Linked DNA regions of Homo sapiens: region 1 is linked to region 2. Evidence: chromatin contacts called from ENCODE Hi-C or POLR2A ChIA-PET data. All regions are on one chromosome and are shown on one strand. The core of a region is the stretch at or near the end of the contact, and the rest is flanking DNA. Distances in the headings are between cores, read along the strand shown. Region 1 holds the start of LINC00567 (long intergenic non-protein coding RNA 567). Region 2 has its middle 13 kb from the start of ING1.

Region 1 (3,283 bases), core at 262-2,761, 86 kb after region 2:
GTCTCAAAGTTGAACACTGCCAGAATGATCCACATCCAAGGTAAGCTGGCTTCAGCTTGTTAATTTAGTCCTGCTCTCAAAGAAAAGGAAGAGGTCCTCACCCTGGCTGACACCTCTGGCCGCAGTGGCCCTGGTCCCCAGGGTGACAAGGGCCACACTCCTTAAAGAGCCTGAAATTCCCAGGAAGCTCCCCTTTTAAATCCAGTTAGGGAATATTATTTATAACACACGCCTCACAGATATTAATTCATTAAGAGAAATAATGGATGCGGAAGTGCTGAGGACTGAGAGTAACCTGCTAACACGGCCCCATCCTCAAGGGGCTTTCCCCATTTAGCCGGGGCCTGAGAACTGTGTAGGATGTTTACTTAGTGCTTTGAAAGAACTCACTGCATCCCCTCAACAATCCTTTCATGTGGCTGTTATAATTTTCTCCATGGTTGCAGATGAAAAAAAAAATCATTCGGGAAGGTTGAGCCATTATCCATGGCCACAGAGCTCCAAAGCGGTGGAACTCGGAATTGAAGCCCAGGTCGGTTGAAGCCAGGGCCGCAAACGTGCTCCCTGCCGCCCCACTGCCTGGCCGACACACTCACGGGTGCCGGGGCCACTGCACGCATGACAGTGCCAGGAGCGTGCACTTACTCCCCGAGCCCTTCCCTCCACGGCCAGGCCCGCAGTGTGAGTGCCAGGGCCTTCGGCGAAGCCCAGGGAAGCCCAGCGCCCTCGCCCTGGTCCTTTGACACATGACGAGACCTCCTCTGGGCAGAGGCCCCTGGATTCTGGGGCTTTCTGCCAGGCAGGGGCTGGGGCAGGCCCCGCACGCAAGCACCTGCCCCCGCACACAGGCATCTGCGACCCCGGGACTTAGCCCCCGCTGGCCCGCTGCAGTCTCCATTCCTTAAGCGCCCAGAGCTCCCTCTGCGCTCTCCTGTGCCCGCGTCTCCTCTGTTCTGTTTCGTTCCGCTCTGCTTCGGGCTTGTCTCAATTACATTTCCGTAAGGGTTCGGGTCCTCGGCTTACTAAGGGGCCTCTGAGAGGCCAGCTGGCCACCGGGACTGTCTTTCCTGCAGTGGAACTTTCCAGATTATCTTCCTTTCCCCCATCTCGCCTTCTGCCTCCTGCCGTCTTCTCGGTGTTTAGCTCGGGCAGGGTCCCTCCTGCAGAAACCGCTCCTGCCCGCAGCGCGCGCGCTTGCTGCCTCCCGCCCGGCTAAGGGAGGGCGGTTTCAGACAGATCCACTGGAGGGCAGATCTCCAGAGCCGGGAGCCAAAGGGGGCTGTGGCAGAAGGGGAGGCGGCCTTCGGGCTCAGGCGAGACAGGCTGACTCCCCCAGGAGGACCGCGCTGCCTGGGGGAGGCGAATGCAGGGCCCATGAGGCACTGACAGGAAGAGCCCCTGACGGCGGGGGGCAGCTGAGGAGCGGGAGCTCCAGGGGGAGGGGGCAGAGACTCGCCTCACAGCGCGCCCCTCACGACGTCCCCGTCACGACGCCCTCCACACGACGCGCTCCCCTCACGATGCCCCCGTTACCACGCGCCCTCCTCACGACATCCCCCTCACGACGCCCCCGTCACGACGCGCCCCCTTCGTCACGTCCCCCTCACGACCTCCCCCTCACGACGCCTTCCTCACGACGTGCCCTCCTCACGACGTCCCCGTCACGACGCCCTCCACACGACGCGCTCCCCTCACGATGCCCCCGTTACCACGCGCCCTCCTCACGACATCCCCGTCACGACGCCCCCGTCACGATGCACCTCCTTCAGGAAGTCCCCCTCACGATGCTCCCCCTCACAAAGTCCCCCTCACGACGCCTTCCTCACTACGTGCCCTCCTCACGTCGCGCCTCCCTCACGACACATCCCCCTCATGACGCGGCCCCCTCACAATGCGCCCCCCTCACGACGTCCCTCTCCTGACCCCCCCTCACCACGCCTCCACTGACAACGTCCTTCTCACGACGCCCCCCTCACGACGTCCCCGTCACCACGCTCCCCCCTCACGACGTCCCCCTCAGGACACCCCTCTCACGACGTCCCCCTCACGACGTCCCCCTCACACTACCGCCCCTCTTGGCAGCTTGACCTTCAACCCTCCAGGGTTTCTTTTTGACCTTTGCTTTCCTTCCAAACTTTCCCGCCTCTGGAATAAAAGAGTCGCAGAACAGAGAAAGGCTTCAGGGATGGGCTGTTTTGCAGGTGAGGAAACAGGCTCAGAGAAATCCGCCGGGGAACTGCCCAAGGCGACGCGGACTGGCAGACCCAGGCCTCAGACACGGATCTTCTTCCTCAGGCTCTTCCCCCAGCCGGCCGTCTTCCCACTCCGACACGCACGGCTGCATGGGGGCTGCGTCCCTTTTCAGCAGCTGTGTTCGGAGCTGAGCAGCTTGGAGCCACACACGTGCGTTATCTCAGGGTTCCGGGACACGCGTGCTGGGGGCGCTGCCCGGGCCCTCACTAGGCGGGATCAAGTGTTGGCCGCGCTGTATTCTTACGCGGAGGATCCGAGGACGGCCTGGAAAAGAATCCACCTCTTCGGAAGTTCCCACAGGCTGTTGGCCGAGTTCACTTTCTCTCTGAGGGCCCCAGGTCCAGGTCCGTGGCTGCCCTCAGTTTCTCTCCACGCGGAAGTTTCCAGTGCGGCCACTTACGTCATCAGCCAGCAGGGAGGCTCTAGAGCAAGTGAGCTGTGGGTGGAGGCCAGGGAATGTACCTGGATCATGGGAGAGACGTGCTATCCCTCTACCATATTCTGTGGATCAGAAGCAAGTCACAGATCCCCCCACATCAAGGAGAGAGGATTTCAGCAAGATATGAACACACTAGGAGGTGGGGACCCTGGTGCCACCTTAGTGTCTGTCCAGCAGAGGGACCAATTCCCAAATGAATGCATGCACAGCCGCACACACTAATCCCAAACAACAGCAACACAGTCATGTGGTCAACAGTGTTTTTATTTTATTATTTTATTTTATTTTATTTATTAAGTGCTAGGCACTGGAAACATAGCAGTGAAGAAAAAGAAAAATCCCCGTCCTCATGAAGCTTAGATGACGCTGGCGCACACTAAATCCACCAACAGCGGTCACAGCTGTAGCGTCTACATGGTTGCGATGCTTAATTTTATGTGTCCATGTGGCTGGGCCCAGACGTGAAGTCAAACCTCATTCTGGATGTCCCTGTGAGGATGTTTTTGGATGAGATGAACATTTAAACCCGTGCACTTTGAGTAAAGCAGATGGCCCTTGCTAGTAGGTGGGCCTCCCCGGGTCAGCTGAAGA
Region 2 (3,107 bases), core at 46-2,545:
TCTGGCTCCAAAACCAGCATCCTTGACCACCGCCTGGCACCCGGAGGCCTCCTCATGGTCAGGACCTGGCGTTGCTGCTGGTCTTCCCTGAACGCCTAACATGCCAGGAGTGTGCTGTCCTCCCAGCTCTGTGGGGGTCTTACAACTGAGAAAGCCATAGAAGGTGAAAGAAACGCTCATGGTCTCACGGGAGGAGAGAGCGAAAAAGTCTTAATTGCTGGGCTTCTTTGCCTGAATGAAGGGATCTGCAGGAGCCACGGGTATTTGCACTACCAAGTTCTCATGCTTCTGATTTTCCTCCAGGTAAACCAGGATGCTTACTTCAAGTTTCTTGTTTTGCCCTACAGTGAATTTTAGGATTGTAATTTACCTGCAAGGTTTTTGTTTGTTTGTTTTGTTTTGTTTTTTCGAGATGGAGTTTCGCCCAAGCTGGAGTGCAATGGCGCAATCTCTGCTCACTGCAACCTTCGCCTCCCGGGTTCAAGCAATTCTCCTGCGTTAGCCACCCGAGTAGCTGGGATTACAGGCACGCGCCACCACACCTGGCTAATTTTGTATTTTTAGTAGAGACGGGGTTTCTCCATGTTGGTGAGGCTGGTCTTGAACTCCTGACCTCAGGTGATCCGCCCGCCTCGGCCTCCCAAAGTACTGGGATTACAGGCATGAGCCACCGTGCCCAGCCTACCTGCAAGGTTTTAAGCAATTCACTAGGAGCCATGCACGGTGCTAGAATCAGCATGAGAGTCAAAGTCAGATTTGAATCAGGACTAGTTTATCACAGGTTAACCTCAAGGAAGTCACTCTTCTGTACCCAATGTTCTCAGAAGCAAAATAAGGACAGTGATAATGCCCATCCCAGGAGTGGAGGCCCAGACTTGTTAATGTCTGAAAATACTTCAGAAATGCTAGAGCACTGTACAGATAACAATTTGAGTAATATTTTTGGTCAAATTATTCTAGTTTAACACATGTATTCTTAAAAAATGGACTTGTGATTCCTTACAGCTAAAGAGAATCAAGTCCACCCTTAGCATGTTAGCGGTCACTGCCAGGTTCCTGCTGCACGAGGAGGAAGTCCTCCATGGCTGCTTTTCTATAAACAATTCCATTTCTCGTTGTAGAACACAGAAGTAAATACATCGAATTTTTATTTTTAGTAGCAATCAGAGCCTACTAAACTTCCTTTTGACTCACCTCTTGATTGAATTCAGAGTAGGCAGAAAATCTCATTCAATCTCTTCACTGTGTGGGTGAGGAAACCGAGGCCCAAGGGTGATGAAGCCACTTCCTCAAAGGCACTCCGTGAGTTGGTGGTGGGGCTGCCGGCAGGATGAAGTGCTGTTACTCCAGGCCAGAGCCACTCCCCCGCTTCATCAGCCATGCTGTTTCATGGGTGCACCTGTTCTCATTTATGTGGACGTTAGGAACCGTGGGTCTCTCGTGTTAAGCCATAGGCCTTTAATAAAGACGTGTAGAGTAAAGCCTGAATCCAAGAATTGACATTTAAACATGAAACATTTTCTTTTCTAACTTGGAAACCAGTTCTAAAAACACACCTAAAAGGGAATTTCAGTTTGATTTGTGTGAAGGGAATATTTTTGGATAAATCTGTATGCCATTGGAAATGCAATATTTCTAAATGATTAATATTTGAGACATTAATGTAATGAGACATGTAATGTCATGTAATGTAACGAGACATGTAATGACATGTAATGTCATTACATATTTGAGACATGTAATATTTGAGACATTAATGTAATATTTTTATTACATTTAATAAATTTTATTTTTATTATAAAATTTTTATTATAAAATTTTATAAAAACAAATGTAATGATCAATCACAGAGTTTAACAATGTATCCATTTACAAAGATGCCTGGAAACAGTTTGCTGTCTCCCAAAGTGTTTATTTAACATAAGAAATTGTTAGATAAATACTTATTTTCTCTATTATTTGAGCATCTTTTGGTTGCAAGTAACAATAATTGACTATGTCTCAAGCAAAGACAGGAAAGATAAGAGAAGTGTCAGAAAATTCAGGAATCGGAAGAGCAATGAGGACACCGCAGCAAGGATTTTTCTCTGCAGCACAGATGTGTTCAGACACAGTGCGGACCAGGTGGAGACCCATCCACGAGGCTCACCGTGGCCAAGGGGTAGATGGTGTGGTGGACACTGAGCTGCTGGAGTCTGTTGTGGACAGTCAGGTGCTATGTTAGAGCAAATCTTTCCATTTTAAAAACACTTCCCCGGCCAGGTGTGGTGGCTCAAGCCTGTAATCCCAGCATTTAGGGAGGCTGAGCCGGGTGGATCACAAGGTCAGAAGGTTGAGACCATCCTGGCCGACATGGTGAAACCCCGTTTCTACTAAAAATACAAAAAATTAGCCAGGCGTGGTGGCACTTGCCTGTAGTCCCAGCTACTCGGGAGGCTGAGGCAGGAGAATCACTTGAACCCGGGAGTCAGAGGTTGCAGTGAGTCGAGATCATGCCACTGCACTCCAACCTGGGCGACAGAGCGAGTCTCCGTCTCAAAAACAAAACCAAAACCAAAAACAAACACTTGCCCTGATAGGTGCTGTGTTTGAATAGACGCTTGTGCCACCCTGACAGCTACTGGCTCTGGCTTAATTCTTTTCCCTTTAATTGGGATGTGTTCAGGGAATGGAAATTAATTTTTGTATTTTAAAGTAAGTAAAAGTTAGATGGAAGAGGGGAAATTATAGTTTTCCATGGCCAATATACACAATTTTCAAAATATTTATGACTCTTTGCACCATCAATCTGTTCCATAAACATGAGAAATTAGAAGTCAACTAACAATGAAATACTTTTATGACACAAAGATCTTCAATAATATGAGGTAGTTGAAAGTCAAGATATACAAGGATGACCTTCCTTGGCATCTTGGAAGGCTGGTAAGAACCATTTCACTTTGCAAATTTTGAAAACTACACTCGACCAAGAAGTTTAATTCTTTTTTTTTTCTTTCTTTTTTTTTTTTTTTGAGATGGAGTCTTGCTCTGTCTCCCAGGCTGGAGTGCAATGGCACGATCTCAGCTCACTGCAACCTCCGCCTCCTGGGTTCAAACGATTCTCATGT

Evidence for each region. A loop is a pair of places that touch in the nucleus more often than their neighbours do. ChIA-PET counts read pairs that join two places held with the same protein, here RNA polymerase II (POLR2A). Pooled maps may share reads with other maps.
Region 1: a loop to region 2 is called in a map of heart right ventricle, with 3 times the contacts of the local background. The contact joins the promoter of LINC00567 here to the enhancer-like site in region 2. A Hi-C loop is called at or near these places in 56 of 168 maps with a recorded cell type or tissue (A673, B cell, Caco-2 and 32 more), 34 of 37 single-sample maps with no recorded cell type and 43 of 50 pooled maps. POLR2A ChIA-PET finds 5 or more read pairs at or near these places in 26 of 52 experiments (A549, A673, AG04449 and 22 more).

What each region holds. Positions count from the first base shown.
Region 1 is chr13:110,811,573-110,814,855 of GRCh38, forward strand. It overlaps LINC00567 (long intergenic non-protein coding RNA 567), which reads right to left and starts at 1,512. Exons shown (of 1, transcript NR_135280.1): 1 at 1-1,512. It overlaps LOC105370362 (a long non-coding RNA gene), which reads left to right and starts at 2,133. Exons shown (of 2, transcript NR_158538.1): 1 at 2,133-2,201. RefSeq lists enhancers at 114-655, 656-1,197.
Region 2 is chr13:110,725,601-110,728,707 of GRCh38, forward strand. No RefSeq gene overlaps it. Among named protein-coding and RNA genes, the nearest start is that of ING1, 13 kb to the left of the region's middle. RefSeq lists an enhancer at 1,028-1,167. Within about 2 kb of position 1,296, at least 5 of the 41 ENCODE cell types and tissues checked have a DNase peak (open chromatin) inside an H3K27ac peak, as active enhancers do; they include CD4-positive, alpha-beta T cell and GM12878, where a contact is called at or near this core.